Regions from separate parts of the Mus musculus genome. Here all the other regions are linked to region 5. The links are chromatin loops, found by intact Hi-C in ENCODE. Cell type or tissue: heart. All regions are shown on one strand.

Region 1 (4,000 bases), 340 kb after region 5:
GTGTTCTTCATAGTTAACTTGGGGAATCTCAAAGCCAGGAAGCTGAAGGCTCTGGGTACCCGAGGAGAACTCCTACTGGCTGTAAGAGTTTGTAATGTGAAGAGAACCCTGGTCCACTGGAGTTGAAGACCAGTTTGGGGACACGGTGAAGGACCGGGGATGGGGGTGGGGGGTGGGGGGTGGGGGCACAGAGGAAGCAGTGTGCACTTGTTTCTCGGCTGAGAATCTTTGCTTTGTGCTTTCCAAACCTTCATACAATTCTCAGTATAGCGTGAGACCACTCATTAATGCCTGGCATTTGCATGTGCTCAATTTTTACTATTTCCTGTGGAAGACTCAGCAGAGAAACGCCTGTGAGCCCACTTCACTGCGAATGGAGACAACATTAGTGTAGTTAATAGCTGGAGATAGTCCCTGAAGATACACTTCATGATCCTGCCTCCAACTATGCCTCAGAGGGTGGCTCAATGGATTTTTTTGTCTGGTTTTATGACAAAAATAATTCTGTCTTTGGTTTACCTAAATCAGTCTGTTAGATTTGCAACCCAACTAGGCTGTCTACTGTGTATTTCCTCCAAGTTGACTCAGTTTACATGACCCTCTTCATGGCCACTGACATTGAATAAGGTGCTTTCGTGGGACATAATCAATGTATATTGAATGTAGGAGTGTAAGTAGATCAGAACTCCCAGATCCATAATTTAGGACCAAACCATCCCCAGCAACTCAAACTCAGTTTAAGTTGACATAGGAGCAACTCTGGTAGGAAATGGAGGATACCCCGGGGGATCTTATGGATGCACTAAATTGCCATAAAAACTGTCAGGAGCCACTAGAGATTTAGATAGGAGGACCTGTGTTCTTTGCACCATAACCAGCTGTGTCACCTGCTCAGTTTCTGAACACCAGTCTGTTTTGATTTTGAATCTTTCAGTGCTGAAAATCGATGACTGGAGGGAAAAGTTCTAAATTGAACCGCACCCCCAGCAAGCCAAGCACTCTTCTTTCTGTACAAGGTAAGGGGAAAGTATTTATTTTCCAGCTCAAAGGAGCTGTTTACTTAAGAATTAAGGATGCAGACGTTACTTGTTGATCAGAACTTCTCCCCATACCTTGGGTTCAATTGTTCGAGGACAGGAACCTGCGAAATCATGACTCAAGGGTGTTCTTTTCGTCAACAGATGCACAAAGGGAGTCCCCCTTCAAAAGGAAAAGTGTAAACTTTTACACCCTATCATATTTGGATTTTGGGTGTGATCTTCGGTGGAACACTTGGCACCTGCACAGTGGCCTTAAAGTTCCCTCAGCTTAGCTAGCTCTCTTGTGGCTCCAAAGCAAAAGCTCTGCCTTCAGTCAGTCCCACCTCTCAGTACTTCAATTCTATGGCTACTTTAGAAGGTGTGGCAAAAGCACCTGCTCCGGAGCTTCCCTTGAACCTCCCTCCAACTCTCATTTTAAGGGAGTTGCTAGGCCAGTTTCCTATCTATTCCAAGTGTGCTTTATGAGATCCGGTTTCAATTCCCCTGTGGTAGCTCCCAGATCCCGTTACAATTCCCGGAGCTCCTTGTACATGTGAGGGAGAAAGAGAACCAAGTGCGGGCAACAAGCTACCCAAGGTCTAGTTACTGGGGCAACCCCGGGCTCGGTGCAACGCCTCGGTGCGCTCTGTGGTCCGCGAGCGCCGCGGCCCCTTTAAGAGCCGGGCCCAGGCTGGCCCGCGGGCCGAGGGAGCCCAGAGCGCCGCGCGCGTCGGAGGAGTTGGGAGCCGGCGCAAAAGTTTCCTCCCAACTCTGGCCCCGCGCGCCGCCGCCGCCGCCCACTCCAGCCCGGGGCCTGGGGCCGGCCCTGCCACGGTCGCTAGGGCCACCGCCAGAGGCAGGGCCGGGCCGGGCCGCACCCGCAGTTTCACTTTGGCGCGTGGAGCCTCCGCTTGCGCCCGGCCGACCCTCCGCGTCCCCGCGTCTCCGAGCCCGCGTTCCCGCCCTCGGCCTCCCGTGGGGCTGCAGGGGAGCAGCTGTGGGTCCCGGTCCCGGAGGCACGCGTGGGACAGCGTCGTGTCCGCCCCACGTCCCCCGACGGAGGGGCTGTGCCTGGGGGCCAGGCACCTGTTCGGCCCAGCCCCGCGCGGGAGCCCAGGGCCAGGATGAAAGTGACAGTGTGCTTCGGGAGGACGGGCATCGTGGTGCCCTGCAAGGACGGCCAGCTCCGGGTCCGCGAGCTCACCCAGCAGGCGCTGCAGCGGTACCTGAAGACCCGGGACCAGGTGAGGGGCGCCGCAGGGGGCGAGCATGGGGCGCGACCACCGCGGGGCTCACTTAGTAAGTGTCCTAGGCCACGCACCTGCCCGTTGCCTTGGACCAGGTGGCGCTTTTTCTGGGGCTCAGATCACCCCCAGCGGCTGGTGAGCGCTGCCTGCAGCCACAACTTTTGCAGGCTGCTAATTTAAGGGACCCAATTAGCCCTGTCTTGCTATCCAGAGGCTGGAGAAGAAATGGCGGCATCCCACTCACTTGAGGGGTCCTTACAACTCCGCCATCTGGGGCCTACTCCCAAGTCCACACACCCAGTCTGTTCTGTAAGACAGCCCCAGGTGTTTGAGTAGGGGTCCAGAACCTACTTGTGGGGACACTGTGATGTTACCCTGTGCTGCTCACCTGAAGTGTGATTTCTGACCAAGTCCCGCCTTAAGGAGGCTCCTTGGAGTTTGAGCATTGATTGGCTCAAGAAACACCTCCAAAGTTATAGCTATTGGTGCTTTGAGAGTTCTCAGCTTGATGGGAGGTCTCCCAGTGACCTGGGCAGGAGGTGCTCCAGTGGGGATGCTGCCCTTATGCCAGCTACTGCACTGGGGTGTATTCAGCGAATGCCACAGTTTCTATGAGTCATAGCTAATGAGAATGGTTGTAGTGGGTTCTGGGTTACTCCCAAAGTAAGGCTGACCCACTGTTCTGCTGCTCAAGTTAGGAATAAGTAGCAGCCAAAAGCCAGCACACAAGTGGCAGGACTCCAGCACTCTGGTCAGGCATCTGGGTGACTTGTGAGAGTTCTGGTTTCCTCTATGGAACCTCTAAATGAACTCTCTAAAAAGCACCTTTAAAATTGTTTCAGTTCGTCCATGGCCTGTTTCGGATGCTTCAACGACCTCGCGAACAGATAAGCCACAAACTCTTGTTTTAGTAGACAAACTCCTGTTTTAGTCCTTTTAATATTTGTTCGCATAATGCTCGTTGTAAACTATAGTCCAATCTTGAGATGAAAAACTGTAATTTTAATGTCATATATGTTATCCAAAGTATAGAAATCACTTTTCTTTTTCCAAGTACATAGTTTCAAATTTTTAAATTACATATATTCATTTAATATGTGTATGGAGGGTACATGTATACTACTGTACATATGTGGAGGGCAGAGAACTACTTGCCCAGGTTGGTGCCATGTGGATGGAGATCAACATAGCTCTTCAGGCTTGGTGCCAGGAACCATTACCCACTGAGCCGTTTTGCCACCCCCACGTATTTAGTTTAGAGATCTAAGGCATACCTGTTCTTCCTATACTCCACCTAAGAATTAGTGCACAGAGGGAGACTTTTGATGGGTACATGCATATTTTACTTTGAACAGTCGAGAACTGGAGGTTAGAGAGATGGCTCAGCAGTTGAGAGTACAGATGTTCATGTAGAGGACCAGCACCCACATCTGGTAGATCCAACACGTGTGCATTTGTGTGTGTGCACCCCCACACTTCAAAAAAAAAAAGGGAATGGGAAGAGGTAGAGTGAAAGTCCTAAGGAATTACACATACTCTTTAGATTGTATTCTTCACAACAGAGTTAAAGGAGGGGAAAGATTTAAGATGCGTATAAATCGAGGTATCAATCTAACCCAATGAGGGTTTTGCTTAGATTTGGTTTTTGCTATTGCTACATTGGTGTACTGTTTATTTCATATGATTCCATTAAAAATTGGGATTTGACCAAGTAAACAGTTATCTTTGAAATCA
Region 2 (4,000 bases), 160 kb before region 5:
GTATCCAAACTTCTTAAAGAGGTTGAATATTTTCCTCTGACTGTGCCTCATTAGAGCTCAGAGATCAAGAGTAAGGCAGGAAAAAGGAGGCGGGAAGAGAAAGTGAGAAACAGAGAAACCAAACCGTGGGAGGCAGAGATACTAGACCCTAAGACAGGGGTGGAAGCCACTGGGACTCAGTCATAAGAAGCCATTTGTTTTGTTTAACTATTTGTAGATAAAACAAAGACCAACATTTGAAAAGCCTCATGTCTCTGAGGCTAAGAGCACACACTGATCTTCCAGAGGACCGGAGCTAAGCTTCCAGCATCCACACTAGGCAGGAGGCAGCACACTGCTGCCTGTAACTTGTCAGAGAACCCAATACCTCTGCCCTCCAGGCACAGACAAATAATTTAAAATAATAAATATCAATACTGAAAACGATCTGATAATAAAAGAGAGACAGAGAGAGCAATAGCTATAGTAAGGCTGCAGTTCTCCTTGGGTAAGTCAATACGTGTTAGCCGGATCTGCTGGGTGTTGCATCCATTAGCCAGATCTACGATAGTTGCGGGGTAGGGGTGGAGTTGGGATGGGTGTGTGTGGTGTGATCCACCGGGGATGATGGGTTGTTAGTTCAGGCTTCCAGGGTGGAGCGAGTGAGCAAGTGGAATTTCCACTAAGGTGCTACCCAGAGTTTGTGTGCCCACGCTCGGCGCTACATACCAGGTGCATTAAAACCAACATTAATTAGGTAAAATAAACAATTGGAGCTTTCTGCAGGGCGTTCCACTTAAATACTAGATTCCTTTTACACTGTTGCTTCATGCTGCTTCTGACCTCTTTTCTGGTACAGTTTTGAGATAGGGCTAAGTAGCTCTGGCTCTCCTGGAACATTCGGAGATCCATAGGCCTCTGCTCCTCCCGCCCCCTTTACCCCACCCCACCCCTGGACACCACCATGCCAGGCCAGGCCATACTTTTTGTTTTTTAATGTTCTTGTATATTTCTGGTCACAGCAACTGTTCTTTCTATAAAGAAATTTCTTCAGATGTATAAACAGGCAATCACATTGTAAGTTTTATCTGATTATTTTTCTCTGTGGGAGAATTCCCGGAAGGATCGAGGGATATCTGTCATCCCTGCTCCAAGCTATCTACCCATGGTTGTTCTGTGAATATCTACAGTCATGTGACCGCCTACGTGTATTTTGTGGCTTTTAGAAAACTGTTACCAATTTCAAAAGATCACACAAAACTCCTGAGAACAAAATAAGGCTATAACACGGGTTTCACAGTCCTGAATTTGTATTTATCACAAACCCACTCACTCTCCAGTTCAGAACCCCTTCTCTTGGGAGCATCTTTGGTTCGTACAGTTAGTACAGATTCTCCCCACCCTCTATTCTTCCCATCACAGATATTCAGAAAATAGAAAGTATATACTGGAGGATCTATAGAATTTGCAAGTTTTGGAAAGCTATAAAATAAAAATTTTCTAGACCGGAGCTCATCTCATCTCATTCTGATTTTGAATTTAAAAAAAAAAAAAGTTAAAACAGCGGGATTGGGTTCAGTTTACTCAAGTACTCAAATTACTGGGTGGAAAACTCCAGTTGAAGTCGATGTTCTTTTCCTAAAAGCAATTTGTTCATATGTAAAGAATAAGAAGGCAGTGATGCCCCTCTTATTTTCCCTTGAAGCCCTGAGGGGTCTCCTTGATGCTTGGGGTTCCTGAAAGAGCCTAAATCCGCAGACCCTGCGAGAGTGGGGGCGGGGAAGCGCCCCCCCCAAAGAATTACCCTCATCTTCCTCCAGGTGTCACTACAGGCCTGCGCATTTCTTTCGCCTCCCCTCACCCTCCTTGTCCATTGATAAAGTGGAGGGTGATTTGTGATCCGCCTCGCTGTGATTGCGGAGGGAAACAGCCATCTTGGCTTGTCTCAGTAGTAGATTTGTTTTTCTAATTTCTTTATACTTGAAGGTTTACCAGATGCTTTATTGCCAGAGCGAGGCTGACTTGCGGTCTCTTTTCTTTCTCCTATCCCCGGCCCCGCACCCCTCCTTTTTGTTCCTAGAGACAATCAGTGTCTCTGGTCCCAGCTGCCACTGCTGATTTTTCATTACAGTTTAATTTAAAACTGGGATTGGAATGGAAATGTCTTTTTGCCATTTGGGGTTTGCAAGGCCTGTGGTTTTATTGCCAAAGGCACAAATGTTAGTTACTACTGTTTTTCCAGAGTTTGCTGGGGAGGGGTGGAGGTAGAGATGTGGGGGGTGAGAAAGACAGCTGGACTCTACAAAAGTGGGAGGGGAAATAGAGGGGGAAATCCCTCTCTGAAGGCAACGTTATTCTGAGAACTGTTTTGTCTGATGTTTTCAAGAATCTCATTTGGGTCTCGAGGAGGAGAAGCTAGAGATGTATCTCCTTAAATGTCCTTCCCTGTAGGTTAAATATTTGTCAGCCCAGCTAGTGAGATACTAGATGGATCACTATAGAGGGTGATCACCAGGTGGGATCTGCACTGCCGGGGGGTGGGGGTGGGGTTGGGGGAGATGGGTTCCCGCTTAAGGATAGTACATCTGTGGATCCACTTGACTGCAGCTGGCAATGGGAACACCCAAGGAGGGACTGCTCTGTGTACAACCTCAGAGGGAACAGTCTGTTTATAATTGCCATCACATAACGTCTTTCACTAGCTTCTGCCTTCTTGCTCCTTTGCAATTCTCGAATTGCACTCTTAGAGTTTATTATCCGCCAGTCACGGAACCCAGTCCAGTCACAGGCTGGTCCCTATAATCCCTCAGAAGGTTCTTAGTGATGGGCTGAGGGCTGGGGAGAGGCTTCAGTGCCCTTAATCCCTGCACTGTGGAGGTAGAGACAGGAGGACCCTGGTACTGACTGACCAACCAGCTTAGTCTAATTGACAAGTTCCAGGCCAAAATGAGATAGAAAGTTGCTGAGGAATGATACCCTGGGTTGACCTTTGGCCTCAAGATAGGCACGGGGTGGGGGTGGGGGGCGCGCGTGAGCACACACACACACACACACACACACACACACACACACACACTTACCAGTTTAATGGACTGATTTAATTATATTCAAATCCTCCTAAGATTGGCTATGTTTGTACTACTTGAGTGTAAAACTGTGAGAGAAGGACATTCGTACTCGAAAGTAGTCCTGCAGGAACAGCAGGCAGGCAGGCAGGGAGAAAGGAAGCCTTCCTCCGAAAGCCCACATTTAAATACTTAGTATCTTAGTATCGACATTGAGAACAGTTGTTTCCCAGTTGTAAGGGATCTGCAGAAGCCAGAGTGTCTTATCTGTCATGCTAAAAAACAATTACTGTCTCCCATCCCAGCAAGAGCCCTGCTCTTCCCGGATACACCAGTTTGGGATGTCAAACTGAATGCTCCATTATCTCCAAGATCCCGCTGACTCCTCACAGGTTGAACATTTCAACTTCCCTCCAACTGGCCTCAGGCAGCTGGGAGGCTCGTGAGCCTGCCTGGGGTAGACACATCTCACTGTGCGGAACAACTCAAAGGCTCTGGGAACTTCCCAGGGCCCTTCCAGTTTCTGTTGTCAGCCTGCGTGTTTTGTGTGCTCTTGGTTAATTGGGACATTTTGTCCAAAAGCAGCCACGTACCAGGCAGGGCCCTTTTATAAATTGCCCCTATTGGCTCTGGAGTTTTCCATTCTCCTGCTAGAAGGAGGAGAGGAAGTGGTTGGAGCAACCTTCCAGAGATCCCACAGACTTATTTCCAAGACCCTTTTGGTCATCTTCAAAACCCACAAGAACATTCTAGTGGTTTCCTCACAGAAGCCATCCCACATCCCATTAACAAAAGGAGAGAGAGATCCACTCCAACTCCCCCCCCCCATCCAGTAGGTCAGAGTTCATGACACACACAAGGGGAAAGAAAACAATAACAAGGAGAGAGAGGCAGGCATTTAACTCCCCCGCCCCCACAAACATTCCGCCCCAACCCCAGCTGCCCTGCCTCGCTCT
Region 3 (4,000 bases), 1.7 Mb after region 5:
TTCTGCCATGACTGCTCAGAAAACTCACCTTCGGGTCTGCTTCTCTCCACATCTCCCAACTGATCCCAAATTCAAAATATTTAAGAAGTCTAAACTCCTTCCTTCCTTCTCTGTACGCTCTCTTCTGCCGTCAGCTACTTGTGTGGAGGCATCGGTGTCCTTTGAGACCAAGGCTGATCCAAGAGAAACAAAAAGACCTTCTCAATGGTTTCCAGGCATGAAATGAGCTAAGCAGTGGTAAATAGGGAAGCTGTAACATGACCTGACTTCAGCCTGAAAGATCTCTGGGTCCATGGTTCATTATATGGTAGAATGGTTGTTAGATGTGTTTCCCTTGAGGGCAGGCTCCAGGTCTAACTCAGCTTTCCATTCCCACATTGGATATTCTACCTAACAACAGCATGTTCCCTTCACAGTGTCTCTCACTGGTACCTAGGCCATTCATGGTACTCTGGGGTGACTGACCCTAGAAGCTCATAAAGTGTGTCAAGCACTGTACTGGCTCCAGAGAGGAGAGGTCTGGGAACTCTCACCTCTGCAGGAAGAACAACACATCAGGAGACAACCAAGAAAATAGCCATGTAGTGTGATGGACAGCATGGTGAAGAGCCCTCACGTCCTAATGCCTGAGCTATGTCCCTCTACCTATCAAGAAGGGCCGAACACAGCAGAGGATCCAGGCTCTTGGTTTGGAGGAACAGGGGACTATGTCACAAGAGTTCAAGGTACCAGACTTCACACCTAGGCAAGGAGTTTGGCTTTTATCACTAAAATCACAACAGGTTTTAAAGTAGTGACTCTGGTAAATCCACATTCTAGAAAATTCTTTGTAACTCCAGTTGCAGAGGGGATAGAAGTGTGGCAGAGGTTAAAAGGCTGGAGGTATGGAAAACACACCTGGGTGACTACAGGAATGTGGGAGATGGTTATGAAGACCAACAGCTCTTCAGGACCTCTGGGCTGTGGGGAGTGAAGGCAAAGAAGGCCATATTGATGCCAGGACTGCCCTTTGAAACCTAGTAGCAATAGATGTGTCTGGGAAAGCAAGACTGTCTGAAGCCCGGGGTAGAGAGGGCATTGGCTGTCAGGTCTGGCTGGAGCATGCTGAGTCCACAACATCCTTGGGAGATCTGTGTGGACGTGTGTCCCTGGAGTCCCAGACTCAGGACACAAAGCAGAACCCCCAAGGAGTTGATCTCGCTGAGAGAAAGCTCATGAGAATATCTAGTTCAACCACAGGAGAACTGATGGGTGTGTCTTGAGCCTAGGAAATGCCAATAGTTAACCAAACTCACAAAGGTGGTTTTGTAAAGGCCGAAGAGAGGAAAGAAACGAAGGCAGGATAGAGTGACAGCCTGTAACTGAGGGCTGGAGATGGGAAAAGGTCATATTCGCTGGTTTGGGTTTGTTCTTATTACTCTCCCATTTACAGAGGCAGGCACTGAGGTTAGGAGGTGAAGCCTCCTGTCCAGGTGCTGTAAAAAAGTGAACTCAGAACCCAGGCTTCAAATACGAGCCCCGTTCATGCCCATCCTCCCATAATCACCTTCCCCAAAGCAAGTTATTGGATTTAATTGTTTATTTGTTTGTTTATATTATTCAGTTTGTAGAAAGTCTCCTCCAAATGGGTCGAAACCTATGTGGAGAAGTGTTTCACAGTACCCTCCCTGCTTTTGAACTGGTCTGGAGGCACAACTAACATTTCTTGAAATCTTTCTTGCCAGACCACTCTATGCCCTCCGTCATCCTGAAGCAACCCCTGACAGGCCCACAAGGCAGGGATATGAAAAAACGGGGGGAGGGGGGCTGGGGCGTGGAAACAAGGCACCCCTGAGACACACAGACCTGGCTTGCCAGCTTTGAAGTTCTGTGGCTGGCTTGCGGCAGGGAAGGCAGCCTGACCTCATCTCCTCCCTTCAGTGTGTGAGCCTGGAATGCCACCTAGTGTGTGTCAGCAGGAACACCAGGGCCTGGCTTGTGCTTTTGTTTGGTGGATGGTGTTTGTGTAGTTGAAACCCTGGGGCAGTCTCAAACCCTGTTCTCTCAGATGTCCTACCCCATCATAGTCAGTTCAGATAATCCGAGGGTTTACGTAAGAGGTCCTGGGTGACACAGGCACAGTCCCAGGAATGAGCTCTACAACATACAACTGCAAGTGTAAACAAAAAGCCCTGAGAGGGGGCCAGAAGAGGGCTCAGCAAGCAAAGGTGCTTGCCACCAAACCTGAAGACCTGAGTTTGAGCCTCGGGCTCACAAGGTGGAAATTGCTGAGGCACATGTACATACACACAAGATAAACACAAGATAGTCATTTAATGGGGTTTTGTTTGGAGAGAGAGAGAGAGAGAGAGAGATCCTGGAAAGCTGGACAGCCCTAGAAGGAAATCCAGCAAGGCTAAGAGGAAGAGATACAGAAGTTAAAACAAACGAACAAACAAACAAACCTTGAAACTTAGCTGCCCAAAGCTCATGTTAATGCCAGTCTTGGCGAGAACAAACATCCTGTGAGGAATTATTTTCCCACAAAAGAAGAAGGAAGATGGAGGAATAGCTGGGAGAAGAAGGAAAGGAGAGAGTAGAAAATGAAAGACAGGAGGAAAAGGAGAGGAAGGCGAGGAGCAGGGGTAGAGGCACGCAGATGTGTGTGTGCCCCTAAGGAGTCTTGAGACAACAATAACAGTTCAGAAAGCAGAAAACTGTAGGGTCCTTTCCTGGGGCCTGGGGCGTGCACTTGACTTGGGATTTGCTTGAGGTGGGAATGATGGAATTTCCCTGTGCTTCCAGCTGAAGGGTAAATCAGTCCTGAAATGTACCAGAGGAAACCCACAAACACAACATTACCCTCTCCCGCATCTCTCATGCAAAGTGTCCCAAAGAGGCAGGCAGAATGGAATTGAGCTGAGTCGCAATGAGAAAGCATCTACGCCATAAAGGAACATTCGATATAGAAGCAATCACTCCAAGGTGATTCGTGCCATCAGTCAGTCAGAGGTGTAAATCCCACGGGGCGCGTGAGCTATGTGGCTGGCCTGGATGCCTATTTTCTAGGGGCAATGAATGAATGGATCTCTCCCTCCTGCCCAGGCTCCGATGCTTTTAGCATTTGGCACCGTGGCAGGATTTATACCATGATTCTTGTAAACTGTACTTTCTCTCTCTCCTTTTCAAAGATTCCTTTCAATAAAATGCAGATGGGATTATTTGAGAGCCGCCTTGCATGTGTTTATAGGTTACTTCTGCTTCGCTGCTTATGCAGGTGTGTGTGTCTCTAGGCCGCTTTGTTTTTTTTATTTTCTCTGCCTATTAGGGAAATGGAAACATATGGATTCCTTGTTTGGGCCCAGTGGACCTTATAGAATAGTATCCCCCATTGCTTTTCTCACACATCTTCCTGTAATCATATGGCTCTGAATTAGCCTCTCAATCCCCCAGTGGAAAAGCCATAATACAGGGAAATTCAATAAAATGTATATGTGTTCTGAATGCCAAGGCATTTACAAAGTGGATGTGGATTGTGGTCAACTGTATAGGAGAGGCTCTGCTGGTAAGAAGCTGATATGGCAGACTTGTGCCCAGCGTGCAGAGAGCTAAGCTTCCTAAAGCCTGGTTGGGAGAAAAGAAAAAATGAACTGAAGGGCAAATGAATCCGAGAAGGATTCGGAACTGAACCCCCGATATTAATGTTTCCAGCTTCCATAAGCAGTTCTATACAAAGAGTCTAGGGATGTTCTTTACCTGGAAGATACAGAGTCTAGAAATATTGCAGTGCCCTCCCAGAAATGCATAGTATGTAATATTAAAGACATACTATAAGTAATATCCCCTGCACTATGACTCCCACTGTAAATAAATACCTCATTTATTGAAGGTGTGTGTTTAATTAAAAATGTCTCACTCCAGCCTTCTAGGAAAAAGAAACACGTAAATGTTTACACAGGAGGCTGCCCCCCTAGAAGGCTGATCATTACAATGAATGTGAACACATAATGTCTATGTTGGA
Region 4 (4,000 bases), 120 kb before region 5:
CTATGTAACCCCTCTCGTCCCTATTCAACAGAGGCTAGTAATTACCATAGCAACCGCAGCATGCGGTGCCTTGTGCACTCTCAGAAACAAAGCACTCGCTTTGAGAAAAAAAAAATCACACACACATTAATTTGTTACATGAAATTCTATTTCATGCTATTTATGAAGGGAATCGTGCCTCCAACTAAACCCACTTACCTTCCTCACTGGACTCTGGGCTCACGGCTGCTCTACTCTCTTCCCACCCCCATGGTACTCTAATCTGGACACACATTGACTCATTTTAAATATGAAATTTTTTGTGCAACTGGGGGAGAGGATGGGGAGGATTTGGTTTCGGCTGGAAGGCTCAAAGGTCAACGAAAGGGTGCACAGACCTATATAACAGTTGTTCCTGTCTGAGTGATGACTATACTACCAAGGGGATTCATTAAAATGGAGCCTATTGCTGTTACAATGAATGAGGCTCTCCATAAATTCTGCTGAGATCCTGTCAGTGGCTAAGCCCATAGGTAACACTTAAATGCTGCGCCTTCATCTGCTTGCTGGTGTCTGGATTCCAACCCACAGGTGCCTCTCCCTACTCCAGAGTTTATGCATACTGACTCCAGACCTATCAAGAACCCAGAGCCTGGAACCTATGCACTCCCAGCAAGCAAGCTTTCCCAGGCTTTCCCTGTGTGTGTGTGTGTGTGTGTGTGTGTGTGTGTGTGTGTGTGTGTGTAATAGGACATTAGGCTTTGAAATGTGACAAGACCATCTAGGCGGTAGTCACTTGTACTTGGTCCCACCTGAGCTGGGGCCAGAAAGGGGAAAGAAGAGTTAGCTTAGAGTAATTTGAAGTCACATGGTAATGCCACCTCCCAACCTTGTCCATTTAATAGATGAAAGGAGGCAATGTGTATGTGTGTGCCAGGGAGTGCTCTGGGCATGAACAGCTCTCTGTGTCCATCGTTATAATCAAAGGGCAATCGACAGAAGGCAGACTTGTTCTGTCCTGCCTCCTAAGTCACCTTTCAGACTCAGAGAGGCTGGGGAGAAAGTACTTAAATGAGACTATTTTCTGTTGCTGTTTAAGACCAGCCGGTTGGAAGCCACTTTATGAGTTCTCTAGTTGAATCTCTGATGTAAGAAAAAAAAAATGCTTTGGTTTGAGGGGGAAAAAAATCCCAGTCAAAGGCTTTGCAGGTCCAGGGAACAATCAGGGTTGTTCCCTCTGCTCTGCAGGAATTCAGCCAGGCCTTTGGGAGGAAGGGTGGAGGAGGCAGGGCTGCCATACCGGGGTTGTTCCCCCTTCGAAAATGGAACTGAAAAAACATGGAGAGCTCAATCGGTGAGTGGACTGGTGAGAACAGGCAGGGATACCCACATTAGCTGCTTCTTTTTTCTTTCACCAAATATGTCATGATGCATATTTGCATTTATTCACTCTTTAGATGAGAGAATTTCTGGTGCGGTCTGTGATTCCCCAGCTTTGGCTGTGTAGGTACTAACAAACTGACAAAGATATCTGTGAGAAATAGTACTGTCCTTTATTGATACCGAAAACTGGAGATACCAGGTCAACGTGTATAAGGCAGATGCCTCTTTGTTCAGGAGGTTGCCTCCAGTCTGCCCGCCCCCTGCAGCCACCTTGCAGAAACCAGGCACTAGGGGGCACTGTTGGCCCAGAGATGGCTCTTTGCATTAACCAGCTTTGGAGGCAAACGCATTAGCAGAGAAGCAGGAAAGTCGGTGACGTGAGGAAATTATTATGCACAGTTCATTTCCTTGTAATTTAACTCTCAGAGTAACAAAAGCATAATGTATAGCCCAGTTTTCTGGTCTGATTTACAACAATTTGAACTAAAAGATGACTTCTGCCTTGCCCCACCCCCTTCTAATCATTTCCGCTGATATCAGCAGCTGAGAATTTTTTATCTCACCGTAACCACTGCACCTCTTGAAGCCACAGATCGGAGAAGAGGAAAATGTAAAACGTGGTCCCGCAAACCCAGCCGGGCACATACCACACTCTGTTTCCTTACAGCTGTGGTGCAGGGAGTCGTAACTCTATGTCTATTATGGCTATTTGGCTGGTATCCTGTAAGGCCTTTAAATGCCCAGGAAGTCCAAACGGGAAAAAGCATGTTTGTCCCCCAAAATGTTTGTGGTGTTTCATAACCAGAGGCAAAAGGAGTTTGTTTCCTAGTAGCAGATGCCCCATCTAACCATCCTCCAGTGGAGGTCTATCCTTGCTTTGGCCATCCCTTCTCTGTAGATACCAGCTTAGCTGGTCTCCACTTCATAAGACTCTTAGAGCACACATTCACTGGCATACAGCAACTTAGCATTTCCTAGTGCTTGTCTTGCTTATTGATCTCTCTGTCTCTGTCTCTTCCCACTACACAGAGAATTGGGGTGTGTGTGTGTGTGTGTGTGTGTGTGTGTATGTGTCTACTTTGACTAGAGCTCCTTGCTAAGGTATGCCATTTTCTTTAATCAGTTCAAAACCTTGACCTTAAGAAGTAATTGGTTCATTTTATAGGCAAGGCCATGGAAGCTAAAGAACCTACCCAGGGGCCTCTGGAATTAGAGGCAGGCTTCAAAACCAGCTAGTTCATTCTGTTACACCATTCTGATGCCCATGTGCTAACTGGGACTGTTGAGTGAATAATGGGGGAGGGGGAGCTGTACAGAGATGACTTTCATAAGTATGAAGTACCTCCCAGGGCTCTCTGGGCCCCTGCAAAATCATTCAAGGAATTTAACAAGATGAAGCCATTGAGAAAAGTCGGCGAGCAAGTGGTCTCTGAGGACCCAGAGAAACTTGCAAACCAGGATGCTAACATTCATCTCCGGTTGACTCTGAACTTTTGGAAGCCAGGGAAACGGGGTGACCAAGGAATGCTGATTCCCAACCCCTGGGACCACATTACTAAACATATGGAACCGATAAGGAAATTAGGCACGGTCCCTAAAGGGTGGTTTGAAGAACTCAGAATTTCAGCACCTCTGGGGATTAAAGTCACAGTAAAGGAAATATCATGCATATCTTGATGAATTTTACCCTTATCATGCATGCTCTTTGTATGATTTCCCAGCCTTACTGAGGAATAACTGACAAACATTGTAATATGTAAGATGTACACTAGATATAAATGTACGTACACAATGTAAGTTGACCATACACTCAAGCTAGTTAACACAGTTATCCGCCCCCACACACTAACATTTAAGATCTATTAATTACAGCAATCACACTGTACAATGCATTTTCAGAACTTATTTCTGCTGCCTAACTTTTCCTCTGATCTTCGGGACTACTTTTCTGCCCCTCACCTTTATCCTGGCACTACACTTCCACTCTCCTCTTTGCTTCCGTGAGATTGTTCTTTTACGTTCCACACGTAAACAGAGCCATATACCAGTCGTCTCTCTGTGCTGCAGCTAACACATTGCTTTCTGGTTTCACCTGTGTGGCTGAGAATAGCAGAATGTTCTCTCCCCTCCCCCACCCCCACCTGTGTGTGTGTGTGCGTGTGTGTGCGTGTGTGCACTCGCACGCGCACATGTCACATTTTCTTTATCCTCTATCTGTCAATGTATGTGTTGGTTGCTTCTAGATCTTGCTTATTGTGAACAGTTCAGCAGTGAACTAGAGACTGCAGAGGTCTGATTGACAGATTTCATTTCCATTTTTAGATCTGGAAATGGGATGTTTTGGATCATATATGGTTGCAGTTTCTGTGTTTGTTTGTTTGTTTGTTTGTTTGTTTTGAGAAACTTCTCCACCGTTTTCCATAATGGCTATGCTAACTTGTAATCCTACCAATGTCGCACAAGGGTTCCTTGGTCTCTCTCTCTCCCTATAACACTTGCTGTCTTTTGTTTTGATAGGTGGCCCCTCACTGAGGTTTGACTTTGCATCTTCCCGGTGCTTTGCAGTGTGAACACTGCTTCATCCACCCGCTGACCACCTGTAGGTCTTCTTCTAGTCAGGTCTTGTACACGTTTTAAA
Region 5 (4,000 bases):
TATTAACCCTGATTGGCCCCAGACAAAGTGCTGAGGAAATCTAGATTCATCAGCCAATGCTTTCTTCTCTCAGGACCTATCACCTTCCAGTCTGCTTCATCCTATGCCCAACCTCAAGCTCCCAAGTGAGCAGGCACTCGTGCGCACTCACACACACACACACACACACACACACACACACACACACACACACATACACACACACACACAACAGGGAGTCATTCTCAGAAACACTCTGTTCACTTGTCAGTCCAAATCCCGGCTTCCATCAGATGGCCCCTGGAGTGACCCCTCTGACCACACTCACATCCAGACACTGCTTAATTCCAACTCAGTCATATTTCATCCTTACATTTTCCAAATGCCAGACCAGTAGGCTTTCCATTTTAGGTCATCTGAAATCCATCCAGACAGTCCAGTGTTCTAGTTTTGGTGATTCTCGTGTTTGACACCTACCCTTCTCAGACTAAAAGAAATGTTTTTCTATTATCATCATCATCATCATCATTTGTTAGTTGTTGTTGTTGTTATTTGCACCTACTTCCTTTTCTTCTGGACACGCTCAGCATCACTAAAGGCAGACCTGAGTCTGCAGATACACCTGTGCACACACTTCATCCAAAAATATTTTCTCAGACGAAGCTAGTGCTGGGAAATATTAGCCACATGGAGAAAGGATTTCTAGTGACTTCTATGAGAGACCCTAGAAGAATAAATTTGGAAGTAGAAAGGAGTTTGAAATAAGCCCTCTCTCTCTCTCTCTCTCTCTCTCTCTCTCTCTCTCTCTCACACACACACACACACACACACACACATTCTGACCCTATTTCTGCCAAAAAGACATTAGCACTTGCAGTTCCGTGTCTTATTTTGAAGTCAGCTATCATTGACATGAGATCTTATGTGGGTTAGCATGGAGTGGATAATTACGGAGGCACTCACAGAGAGGCATCCCTCTAGAAAATACTGTTCAGAAGAGTCACACCACACTGGCTTCCCTGTACCCAGGTGTCTGCCCTGTGACCAACTCAGACTGTAGTTCGGGTCTACGGGGCTGTACTATCTCTGGGTTTCTGCCACTGACCGAGTCTCTCCCTCTCTCTTCGCATTCTGTTTTCAGTCTATTTGATCACATTCTCTGGTTCTTCCAATGCCTCTCCTCCTCTTTCTTTAATCTTGTCTTTGAAAAGCAGTCACATAGCCCAGTCCCTTCTTGCCAACACACACGGGAAAAATTAAATATTTGAAAAGCCTTCACTCGTGACATCCATCCAGAGAGTACCAATAAGCTGTCCAGGGCCACACCTCCATAAATGCAGCTGCTCTGGGGGCACCTATGCTTGGTAACCATCTCCCTGGCAACAGAGCTCCTGATGGCCAATGGGCATTGCCTTTGAAGCACTGAGGTTTTTGTTTCCAAAGCGTGTCTGCTGCTTCTACTTTGATTAATCAACATCACCTCTTTTGGTGTGTGTTTAAGTGAAATAATAGATGACTGCTTGGTTACAGCTGCATGGCAAAGGCTTTTCGGGAATCTTGAGAAGAAAAGGCAAAATAAAATAATAAAAATCGTAATGGATACTGTAGAAAGGCTTGAAAACCTCTTATTCATTGCTACTCACAGACCTGATTATTGGGTGAACTGTTCTCGCTCTCCACCCCACCGCCATCTCTCTCTCTCTCTCTCTCTCTCTCTCTCTCTCTCTCTCTCTCTCTCCTCGGTTGTTCTATTGATACACCCTATTCTCAGTCATCTCCCAGAGATTCTGAGAACCCAGCTTTTTTAGATCTTTGTACTCAGGAGACTATTTTGAACATCCCTTTGTTCTGCCTGTGAAGGTTAAAATGTTTGGGACAACGCCCTGCTCAGGTACAGGTTTCCCTTCCCCCACCTGCTCTCCACCATCCTTCCATCTGCTTTAGAAATTCTTAAGATTCTGTGACAGCAGGAAGCTGTTTGTGTTCTTCCCTTTACCTCATCTTGGGACTAGAATCCTTGGTGTTTATTTAATACCAGTCCAGGCCCTCTTCTACTCTTGGCGAAGACTCCTCAGACAGAGAGAAAACTAAATGCCTCATGCTCTAGTTTCAGAAAGACCATCAACTCCAAGTCCCTGGACACTCTTGGTAAAGTGAAAAAACTGAATAGAACCCAGTTCTGTCTTGAATTCATTCATACACAGTTTAACAGTAAATTTTTTATATCTAAACTAAATATATCTAGACTTCCATATCTAAACAACCAGTCACTGAACAACCATTCATTGTCTGGTGGGAAAAAATATGAAAGACGCCTGTTACTGGCTTGGCATGTTACTAACATGAAAGAAAGGTGTATTTTCTTATGCTTCATGCCTGTTCATTTTGACGACCTTTGACAGAATGCCTGACACTGACTTTTCCATTTGGCGCAAGGAAGATTTTTTTAACTAAGGAGCATCTACTAACAGGCAGGCCTTTCACAGAATACTAAAAGTCACCATTAGGTGGCAGAGTAGCACAATATGAAAAAAGCTATCTCCCAGGGGGACAACTCCAGGCCTCTGTTAATAGCTTGATTTTCCACTTACAGGCAAGAAAATGCCATGGAAACTTCTGTTTTCCTCTTTGAGAGAACAAGGAGGGAAAGAGATGGGGGAGGCACCAAGTCCCCGTCCACTGTGTGCTGTCTGCTGCCCCTTAGCCACATCTGGACGTTATAAATCATGCATTATTGTAGTCTAGCATTTTCTGATCTCAGCAACAGGCCCCTTCTAAGCAAAAGGGAGCCAGCATGTTCTGTTTAGCTTAAAAATGACTAAAATTGCAAGTGAAGGAAGGAGAGAAAATCACTCTAACAGCAGGGAAGACAGTGATGGGGTTTTCTTGCTGGTACTGGGTAAGCAACTTTGGAATGCATCAGTGGCTGGTTCCAGCCTCCAGTTATTCTTGCCCTGTGGCTGCTTCTGTTTGTGCCTATTTCTGCTCCACAGACACCAGAACATATCAGAATCTCACCCCAAAAACTCTCCAGTAGCTAATACCTCCATCCCCACTGTCATCCCTGTGTGTATTTATCACTTTTTAATCTGGATCATTGCTTGAAGTTCCCGGACCTTGCTCAGAAATGGTGCATCACTGCTGACTTTCAATAGATTTCACCTGTGGGCTCTAGAGCGGCCCTGTCATAGATCAAGGGAGTCTGATGCCTCAATCTGCCCACGTTCCTGCATTCCCAAGCTCATGGACTGCCATACAAAGTACCGTCAGACCATTTGCACAAGGACCTGTCTAATCTCATTAGATTTCTCATTTTCGGCATAATACTGTCATGGTGCCGTGCACCAGTGCCTCAGATTAGTGGCTTGTCAGAATGGTGCTCCACTAATGAGCTAATCCAAATAACGCTCAAATCCCAAATCAGATTTAAGATGATCCAGTCTGGGTGGAATTGGGGAGGGAGAAATGCTGGCCCCAAAGAACAAGCTTTCATTTTCTTTGTGTTGCTTTAAAATAAAATTGAGGGAGTGCTGTCAAACTCTTGATTTTTTTTCTCCTTTGCACGACATTAACCTCCATTGCCCAATTGGGAATAATAAATAGAAAAGAGTGCATCTGTATGGATGGTATAAATTTACCTTAGAGGACTAGAAACACACACACACACACACACACACACACACACACAAGCTTAATATATTCAGCAGATCTGTGTCCTTCACAGCTTCTAGTTTTTCTGATTTTCCCATGGGGTTGGCCCTAAGACCTTGCAGATTTTCAATATGATGTGTTTCAGTAGTGACCTTGGGATGTAGGGTTAGGTCAGAAAACATATTTTTAAGCTTATTTGTTTCCTTGTTTTCCCTCTGGGTAAAGTTGGGCTCCAGAAATCCCAAAATGCATAATAGCAAAGTTAAGGTCAAGACTTTAAACAAAGGAAACAGGGGAAACGGAACAGCACAGACCACATGCACAGTCTGTTTGGTTTCAGGTGTTCATGAAAACGAAGCTCTGGCTTCAA
Region 6 (4,000 bases), 91 kb before region 5:
ATATATAAACATGAACACACACAGAGAATTCTTTTCAAATAATCTTATTTGATCAACTAAATCTCATTATACTTTTAGTGTACATTATTAACATCTTTGGTGTGTGTGTGTGTGTGTGTCTGTGTGTGTGCACGTGCTTAAAGCCTTGGCCTTCAGCTGGCCAAGCTGATGGTAAATCTCTAGAAGGTGTCATTGCGCAACTGGTCAAGGTCACTGTCCTGGGTGAAGTGGATTTTATTTGTGGTTCTGTATTGTGTGCACCAGGCTGCGAACTCCAGGCAGAACACATTGACTGCAGCCTCCTCTTCCAAACCTCATTTTCTCTCCTTCCTGGGGTGCAAGCTCCCCAAAGTGTGATTAATCCACCTATTGATTGCCTCCTGCCATAGTGAGGGTGAGATATGGCTAGCAATCGGTGCCAGGCTGCTGATGTGACTGGACTGCTTAACCACGAGGTGAGAAGAGACAAGTATGAGCCTGCGCCTTCCAACCCTGTACACACAGAGGGGGCACAATAGCTTTGTTTCCCACATGCTTTGCAAAATGATCGTGCTCATCAAAATGCAGCTGATTCTTTTTCAAATGAATTATAATGTATACTCCCTGCTATCTCAATTGGCTTCACAAAGGTCTAATAAAAGTTTGTGGATGAAAGGAAAGAAGATGAAAAAAAAAAGAGAGAAAGTAACAGGATAGAAATCTCCTGGAAATGGAACTAAACATGAGTGTGCTGCTTTGATTAAAGCAGCCTGGGCAGATGTAATGGATGACCCAAAGCTTGCCAGCAAAAAGGATTAGAATAGTAAGAAGGCATTTACCTAATATTCAGAGGCAGTGTGGCAGGAGAAAGGTAAGGTGAAGATAAGCTGAGGGAGTCGGCAAAGACCCCAGAGAGAAATGGCGCTTCTGCTCATACATGAATGGGGTAAACCAGAAGTCTGGAGGCTCAGCTCAACACCAGCAAGTTTTGACCAGTAAATAGAAAAATTAGCTAGCCAGGGATTGGTAAGGCTTTCTCTTCTCTTTCTGCTCCAGCCCAAGAGGAAGCCAAGTGGGTATGCCTAGCTAAGCAGGTGCCATGTTTTCTTTCATTCTGCCCCTTATATTTGGAAGAACCTTATGTCCAGGCACATTGTTCCTCTTGTCTCAGGAACTCCTATCATGAGGGAGCAGAAAGGTAACTGGGACCTCATAACACCTTCTGTTTCCCATAAAGCTTTCAAGGCATCCAGATAGGAAAACAAAAAACAAAAAAACCCCAGGAACTATTCATCCATAGGTAGTCTAATGCCTAGTGATTTTTCTACAGGGAGGGTAAAAGTGCTGTTTTTGAGGCCGTTTTTCAAGACTCTCCACCTCGTAGCTCTCATGTATCTAACCATGGGAAGAGGAGGCAAAGAAGCAAGAAGAACAGCTAGGAGAGGCTGGTCCCAATCCAGCTGGTGGCAATGGGAGGGAATGAAATAAAGGAAGGACATGAAGATGTGAGTCAGAGGAATAAGCCATGGCCCAGAGAAATTCTCCAGAGAACAGATAGCTTGTTCTAAATGGGTTGCAGGTAGAGCCGAATGTTTCACACACTCAAGGAGCAGAAGAAAAAAAATGTTAATTAAACCATTTGCTCTTTCTAGCAGGAGTTGAGAGTTCAGCAACCCTGTAAAACAAGAAAACAGAGAGCAGTTCCAGACTACAGAGGGAAAAGTCATGTAAAATCCAAGAGGAAAATGAAGCCAAGAGTCACATGGAAATAACTTATGACACCAGCCTGATAGAAACGAAACTACTTAAGTAGCTTTAAGCCATCAGCCGACAAAGGCAATGCTATCTGTGTGTGGTGACGAGCAAATGATTGTCCACAGTGTGAGTTTTCCTATTTTGTTTGGCATCAAAATGAAATTGGGATAAAGAAGAATGTGATTTGAAAATGGCCAAGAATGAATAAATGAAGTTTCCCTGAAGAAACGCCAGTGTTTCCACATCGAGAGCATAATCTCTGATAGAAATATTATTTCATATTGTCTTTATTAATAAGTATAAGAGGTTTGCTTGATGATGCAAATTGCAGATGCTTTAAAATAGGGCTGAAATGTCAACACTCAGCTGATCGCAATGTCCCCAAAGAGGTTAAACATGAGGGGCAGGAAATGATAAAACAAGCCTAAATTTGGCTACATGAAAAGTACATCTGGGAAAAAAATAATTCAAAAAGCAGATATCCATTGGGCCAAAAAAATCTGGACCACACTGTTGCCAAAGGAGACCCAGGTGCGAAGTCGGATGGTAAATTAGGTGCAAGTTTAAAAATACAAGAGGGCAGCCCAAAGCCATTCAATCCTGGCCTGCCTCATCTGATAAAGAGACCCCATCCAATCACAGGAAAAGATCAAGTCCGCCTCCACCTTCCCAATTTGCAGACTATTTACAAAGGAAATTCAATCTGTTTATTGCTTTGGTTTTAGTTAGTAGGGATAAAACAAAACGCAGTCATTTACCAGAGTGTAAGCCTTGACTGTTAACTCCAGTTCATGGCCTGTGATTTTTAGAGAAAGAACTACGCCACAGTGATTCACATACAGTAGCTTCATTCGTTCGTATTTTAACATGTGTGGCTGCTATTTCCTTATTCTTTCATTGTAGTACTCTTCCAGGTAAGTGGCTAGCTAGTCAATACAGCCAATCTCTGCTCTACATGCTAAGCAGCTGGGGCATGGTTACCAAAGCCATTCAAGAAAGCCAGTCACTGGTCTCTTTCTCTCTGGCATTTTGTCCATTACAAGGACATTTTCTTTCCAAATGACTTAGGGTTTTGAGAGACATTAAAGGGAATTGGAGGATTGTCACTAATGCTACTACAGGATCAAGGGAGCATTCACAGATAACTCATGAGTCAGGTAAAGTATGCAGCTTAAGGTACCAATGTTTAAAAATTAATTAATATATAAACATCCTCAAATAATGTTAACGGGAAGGTTCAGGACCTTGCTGGTTACCCTTTGTGTTTCCTTCCTAATATTCCTATGAAGTAGTGAGGATCATTATGGACATTTCAATGCTAAGGTTTCTTAAGGTTTATATTCAACCTGTCTAAAAACCTTGACAAAAAGGGAGGCAGGAAACGGAAACAAATGTTACAGCAACACAGAAATTAGTTTATGACTCCTTCAACTTTCTTTCATAACTCATCAGTCACACTCAGAAGATGGAAATGCTTCTAGAACATGATTTTACCCAACTGTCATTGCTCAACTTTAAACAGATCTGTGTTCTGTGTGTGTGTGTGTGTGTGTGTGTGTGTGTGTGTGTGTGTGTGTGCGTGCGTGCATGTAGGCTCTTGGACACAGCTGAGGTCCTTGACTGATGTGAATGTTCAAAAGCTCTTCCCAAAACTATGATTGTCTTTTGACCTTGATTAGAGTATGTAGTTAGTGGGGTCTTTGTTTGTGACAAACTCATTTCAATCACATTGACTGAGTGACAACTCATTATTGCAAATTAAGTAAGGGATAGTTTGTGATTTGGATTTTAGTGAGGGGTGGTAAATTTTATAGTGTATATAATTTGGAATATGTCTGCATCTCAGCCCATATGTGGAAATCTGCCCGGGTGCTTATTATTATGCTTATCTGCAAATGACCAGATGGCCTTCCCCAAATGTAGAGAACCATTTAGTGCCATTTTAAACCATTAAGGCTATTAACTCTGACTTGAGATAATCCTGTGCCCAAAGGGAACTAGTTTTGCTGTCCCTCAAAGTCATCAAATGTAATTAAATGCCATATTGAGGAGTAGGCATTAATGGATTAAGGAGCCAGCTTGTCAACCAGTTATGAGTCAACCAAGCAGAGGGAGAATATTGGAATACATTTTAAAAAGATGTATTAGGTCCAGTATTGGCTAAGCAGCTATAACAAAAGATACCAAGAATATGACTCAAAAATAATTAATTTTCCATCAAATTGAACATTTTCCATCAAAGTAAACAAAGAACCAAAAAAAAAAA
Region 7 (4,000 bases), 77 kb after region 5:
TCTTACCACCACGTATATGTTATAGTGTTTGCATACACACATACACTAAAATGAGTGTCTATCAATAAGAAATTAGCCAAAATCACATGGCTAATTTCAAATACTCATAACACACAGCTTTATCCAACCAATAAAAAGAATGTCTGAGAGCTCTATCTCCTGGAGTGACCCTTACCATTTATTCGCTCAATCAATAATGCTCGTTATTATTGTCATATAATACACACCCCATCTGTGTATTAATTTACCTATTAGTAACACAGCACTCACTGTGAGGGTAAAAGTGTATAGGGTTCATGAATAAATTCATAACCAAATTATAACAATATAATTATGCAAATGATTGCAATATGTCATGGCATGTATGCTGCATAGTAATGCATGCTTTGTTGTCTGTTTGTTTTTGAGATGTGACTGAGTTGGCTTGGAGTGCATAACCCTTCTTATTTTGCCTCAGAGGGCTGGAATTATAGATAGGGCCGCCACACCTAACAGTACATGCTTAGTGGAGACAAGAGAAGGAATCTATGCAAACATCTGGACAGGGAAATAATTCTGTCCGTGAAACTGTGGAAACAGAACAGAAAGGGCTGTGAGGGTTTCAAACGATGAAGGAAAGTTTGCAGATGTAACACGAAGAAGGAGGAGGAAGAGAAGGAGGGGGAGGGGGAGGGGGAGGAAGAAGAGAAAGCAAGAACAGTCTGTGCAGAGTGAAGAGTCACAGGATATCAGGAGCATTTGGAAAAGAGGAAAACGCCCACAAAATGCTGTTTGCAGGGAAAAGCATGGAGGGAGAAGTCAGACTGTTGACAGATCCAGTCACCTGCTGGGAGTTTGGAAACCACTTTGAAGGTATCAACGTGACAGAAAATCTCTCATTGGCAAAGAAATACAGTCAGATGTAGTTTTTAGGGAAAGAACATGGGCACCAAGATGCAGATCGACTTTATGTCAAATGTCAGTTCCAATTGATTGGTCATGAGAACTGACGGGCAGCGTGGAGGAAGACTGTGTGGTCACCTACTTGTAGGTTTGGCAGTTAAGGTGTCATGGTCAATTAACAGTGTCTACTATGAAAAAGGAAGAGAGGAAATCGTGCTAACTTGGCCCTGTGTCTCCTACGACCGCAGCTACTTCAGATCTGTAGAGGACGGACCACACAGGTAAGCCCACAATCAGGCACACAGGCACAGAACAGGACAGTCTTCACTGGCATCCCAGAGGGAGAGGGAGGTACCAGAGTCACAGCACAATGCGGAGGAGATCAGTGAGATGGGCCCAGTGGATGTGATCCAGGCACTAAGGGCATCTCTGGCAGGCAAGTGGGTTTCAGATGAGGATTACAGTATTATAACACTGGAACCGACCTGACTTGGCTTCTCTTCTGGAAGCACCTTGAAGAGGGAGAGATGACTCAGCTGTTCTGGAGGCTGCCAGGGCACAGTCAGCATTTCTTGCCACCAAAGCACTGTCTGGTGTCTGTAGCTACGCGTGCTTACTCGGACATTTCTTATGATTTATTCTCCAGAGTCGGTCCCGGAAGTGGAAAGAGCCAAAAACAGGAAGCACAACCCCTCTAACCGGGGTCCAAAGGCCAGGAAGGAATGTGGGCCCTGACACACAGCAGCAGTCCAGTCTGTGTTCCCATTATGTCAGCAGTGTTTACCCTCCTAGGCGCTTCCTGCAACCTGGAGCGCCTCTAGATCTCTTTCCCAGCAGAGGAAATGACTATCTCTAGGAAGTCATCTCTTTCCCCTCCACACACCCAAAAATGGAAAAGCTGTTGAACTTTCACTAAAAATACCAGTACGATCTAAAAATAATATCCATCAGCTCTGTCTTTGCTCCAGGAAATCCTCACTAGAACACCTCTTACATCATCAGTGGCCCTTGTCAAAGGAGCCTCTTGGAGCCACTCCCCGCGGCTGTCATCCTAGTTAAAGTCCACTCTGAAATGAATCCCCATGTTCCTTCCCCACTAATGAGATTGAGAGTAACTGTTGATCAGGACTGAATCAAATAAGCGCTTTCCCAAGGGACAGATGGTCCCCCAAAGTCTTCCGCAAGCACCCACACCCAAGAGCTTGTTTCTTTCCTGTCTGTCTGGCTTCCTCTAAGCTCATTACCGTTTCGGTGTCATTTTCCAGAACAGGAAAGAGAGTGCAGGAGGTGTCCTTTAGAAGCTCGGGTGGACGGACACAGCGGCTGACCTGTAGCTATTTGTTAGGGAACCACTGACAGACACTTCAAGTGTTTGTTTCTGCCCCTTTCTCTACTGCTGGCTCATGGGGGCACTCATTGGTCTGGCTGGCTAGGGTCAAAAATTCAAAGCTAAAAGTTGGCCTTTGGCTAGGTGGTAGAGGTAATTGGGGGAGGGAGGATCCTGTGGGCTAGCCTATGTAATACGGCCTCAGAGAGAAAATGTCTACACTCCAGCCTTAATGAGAGCGATGGAGAAAATACAAACAATAATGAACCCAGTTTCTAACCTGTGTGTTAGAGAATGTTTCCCTAACCATTGGGATGAGTTATCAGTTTTACTCTCCAAATAAGGGTGCAGATGGGTCTCAAATAAGGACCCTTATCCAAGGAAAATTAGTATAGTGTAGGTTTAAATTCTGCTGTTATTGTGTTGAGCTATCTAATGCTGAAGGACTCACATGGACTCTCTAATAAGATTCCTGTCTCTCATCTGTGAAACCACTATCAGTATGGTTATTAAAGATTTTAAAATGCACAACGCCTGTAAACAGGCCATTCTCCATATATGTCTCTGCCAATTATTTTTCAGTGCCAGTGATTGAACCAGGGCCTCATGAGATGAATAAGCACTCTACAGCTGAACTACATCCACAGTCCTTGTTTGTTTGTTTGTTTGTTTGTTTGTTTGTTTAAAACAATATCTTAGTTGTGTAGACAAGGCTGGCCTACCATCATGATTCTTCTGCCTCCACAACTTGAATGCTGGGACTGTAAGCATGTACCACTATGACCAGCTCTGTCTCCTTTACCAAGAGCCTGTCCATGTCTCTAGCATTCCTCTAGTATCAGAAAGTCCACAGACAAGATGTCAACAAGATGTAAAGTAGAGGAGCAGGGCTGGAGAGATGGCTCAGCGGTTAAGAGCACTGACTGCTCTTCCAAAGGTCCTGAGTTCAAGCCCCAGCAACCACATGGTGGCTCACAACCATCTGTAATGGGATCTGATGCCCCTCTTCTGGTGTGTCTGAAGACAGCTGCAGTGTAGTCATAGACATGAAATAAATTTTAAAAAGAAAAAGAAAAGTATGGAGGGGCATAAATCGAATACCAAGAATGGATTTTTAGTGGTTTGAGGGACAGCCATGGAAGGTTCATAGATGACACTGACTAAGAAATGTGTGGTCTAAAGTGACCTATCTGTGCTACCCTTCAGTCTCATCTCTGGAGAGCCCTGAAAAAGAAGGAATCCTGTACACAGGATCACCTAGAATTCAGGCACATGAGCCATGCTGGGTTAGATAGTTTCTAGCCTCACCGTCTGCTCCATCACCATCTCAGCTAGGACCCCAGGAAGGGATCAAAGATTAGGAAGGTCACAAGTTGACTCTATCAACAACTTCCCAGGCAAAGGAATTCTGACACCAAGAGACCAAGAACAGTGGGGTTTGGTGGTGTTCTTTCTAAAGGAGTGACAGAAGGAAATTAGAAGTAGCAGGAAGGATGCTTAGGAGACTAGCAGATGGAGTCAGAATGAGCATGGGGACAGAGGCATTGCTTTCTCTTTACTCCAGAGCCAAGACAAAGATCCCATGACAGACAGCAACACACCTACACACACACACACTCACTCACACACACACACACACACACACACGCACACACGCACGCACGCACGCACGCAGACAGACAGACAGACAGACAGACAGACAGATAGAGATATAATGACAAAACATTATATTTCCTGGCACATATGTATAGCAACATTGCAACCTGTATATTATTGAATGTTTATTTCTCA

The links. Peaks named below come from ENCODE experiments on the same cell type or tissue, not always from the same donor. Only the 100,000 strongest peaks of a DNase experiment are listed, where the experiment ranks them.
Region 1: a loop joins it to region 5, with 2.1 times the contacts of the local background. A loop is called at or near these places in 4 of 42 quality-filtered maps.
Region 2: a loop joins it to region 5, with 4 times the contacts of the local background. A loop is called at or near these places in 3 of 42 quality-filtered maps.
Region 3: a loop joins it to region 5, with 5 times the contacts of the local background. A loop is called at or near these places in 9 of 42 quality-filtered maps.
Region 4: a loop joins it to region 5, with 6 times the contacts of the local background. A loop is called at or near these places in 12 of 42 quality-filtered maps.
Region 6: it touches region 5 in a loop (3-fold over the local background); 2 of 42 quality-filtered maps call a loop at or near these places.
Region 7: a loop joins it to region 5, with 8 times the contacts of the local background. A loop is called at or near these places in 12 of 42 quality-filtered maps.

Annotation. Positions count from the first base shown.
Region 1 is chr1:61,637,100-61,641,099 of GRCm38, forward strand. It overlaps Pard3b (par-3 family cell polarity regulator beta), which reads left to right and starts at 1,725. Exons shown (of 23, transcript NM_001081050.2): 1 at 1,725-2,263. The coding sequence starts at 2,144. In heart, a CTCF peak has its summit at 2,375; DNase peaks (open chromatin) are centred at 1,742, 2,342 and 2,872; H3K4me3 peaks cover 1,833 bases; H3K27ac peaks cover 1,161 bases.
Region 2 is chr1:61,137,576-61,141,575 of GRCm38, forward strand. No RefSeq gene overlaps it. Among named protein-coding and RNA genes, the nearest start is that of Icos, 160 kb to the left of the region's middle. In heart, a CTCF peak has its summit at 1,795 (motif pointing right); a DNase peak (open chromatin) is centred at 1,886; H3K4me3 peaks cover 650 bases; H3K27ac peaks cover 2,115 bases.
Region 3 is chr1:62,962,562-62,966,561 of GRCm38, forward strand. No RefSeq gene overlaps it. Among named protein-coding and RNA genes, the nearest start is that of Gm35252, 8.0 kb to the left of the region's middle. In heart, a CTCF peak has its summit at 1,954 (motif pointing left); no DNase peak of the experiment used is centred here; H3K27ac peaks cover 356 bases; H3K27me3 peaks cover 539 bases.
Region 4 is chr1:61,179,645-61,183,644 of GRCm38, forward strand. No RefSeq gene overlaps it. Among named protein-coding and RNA genes, the nearest start is that of 9530026F06Rik, 200 kb to the right of the region's middle. In heart, a CTCF peak has its summit at 1,650 (motif pointing right); a DNase peak (open chromatin) is centred at 1,657; H3K4me3 peaks cover 538 bases; H3K27ac peaks cover 913 bases; H3K27me3 peaks cover 444 bases.
Region 5 is chr1:61,295,687-61,299,686 of GRCm38, forward strand. No RefSeq gene overlaps it. Among named protein-coding and RNA genes, the nearest start is that of 9530026F06Rik, 81 kb to the right of the region's middle. In heart, a CTCF peak has its summit at 2,485 (motif pointing right); no DNase peak of the experiment used is centred here.
Region 6 is chr1:61,204,914-61,208,913 of GRCm38, forward strand. No RefSeq gene overlaps it. Among named protein-coding and RNA genes, the nearest start is that of 9530026F06Rik, 170 kb to the right of the region's middle. In heart, no CTCF peak of the experiment used is centred here; a DNase peak (open chromatin) is centred at 2,278.
Region 7 is chr1:61,372,295-61,376,294 of GRCm38, forward strand. No RefSeq gene overlaps it. Among named protein-coding and RNA genes, the nearest start is that of 9530026F06Rik, 4.1 kb to the right of the region's middle. In heart, no CTCF peak of the experiment used is centred here; DNase peaks (open chromatin) are centred at 1,627 and 1,967; H3K27ac peaks cover 589 bases.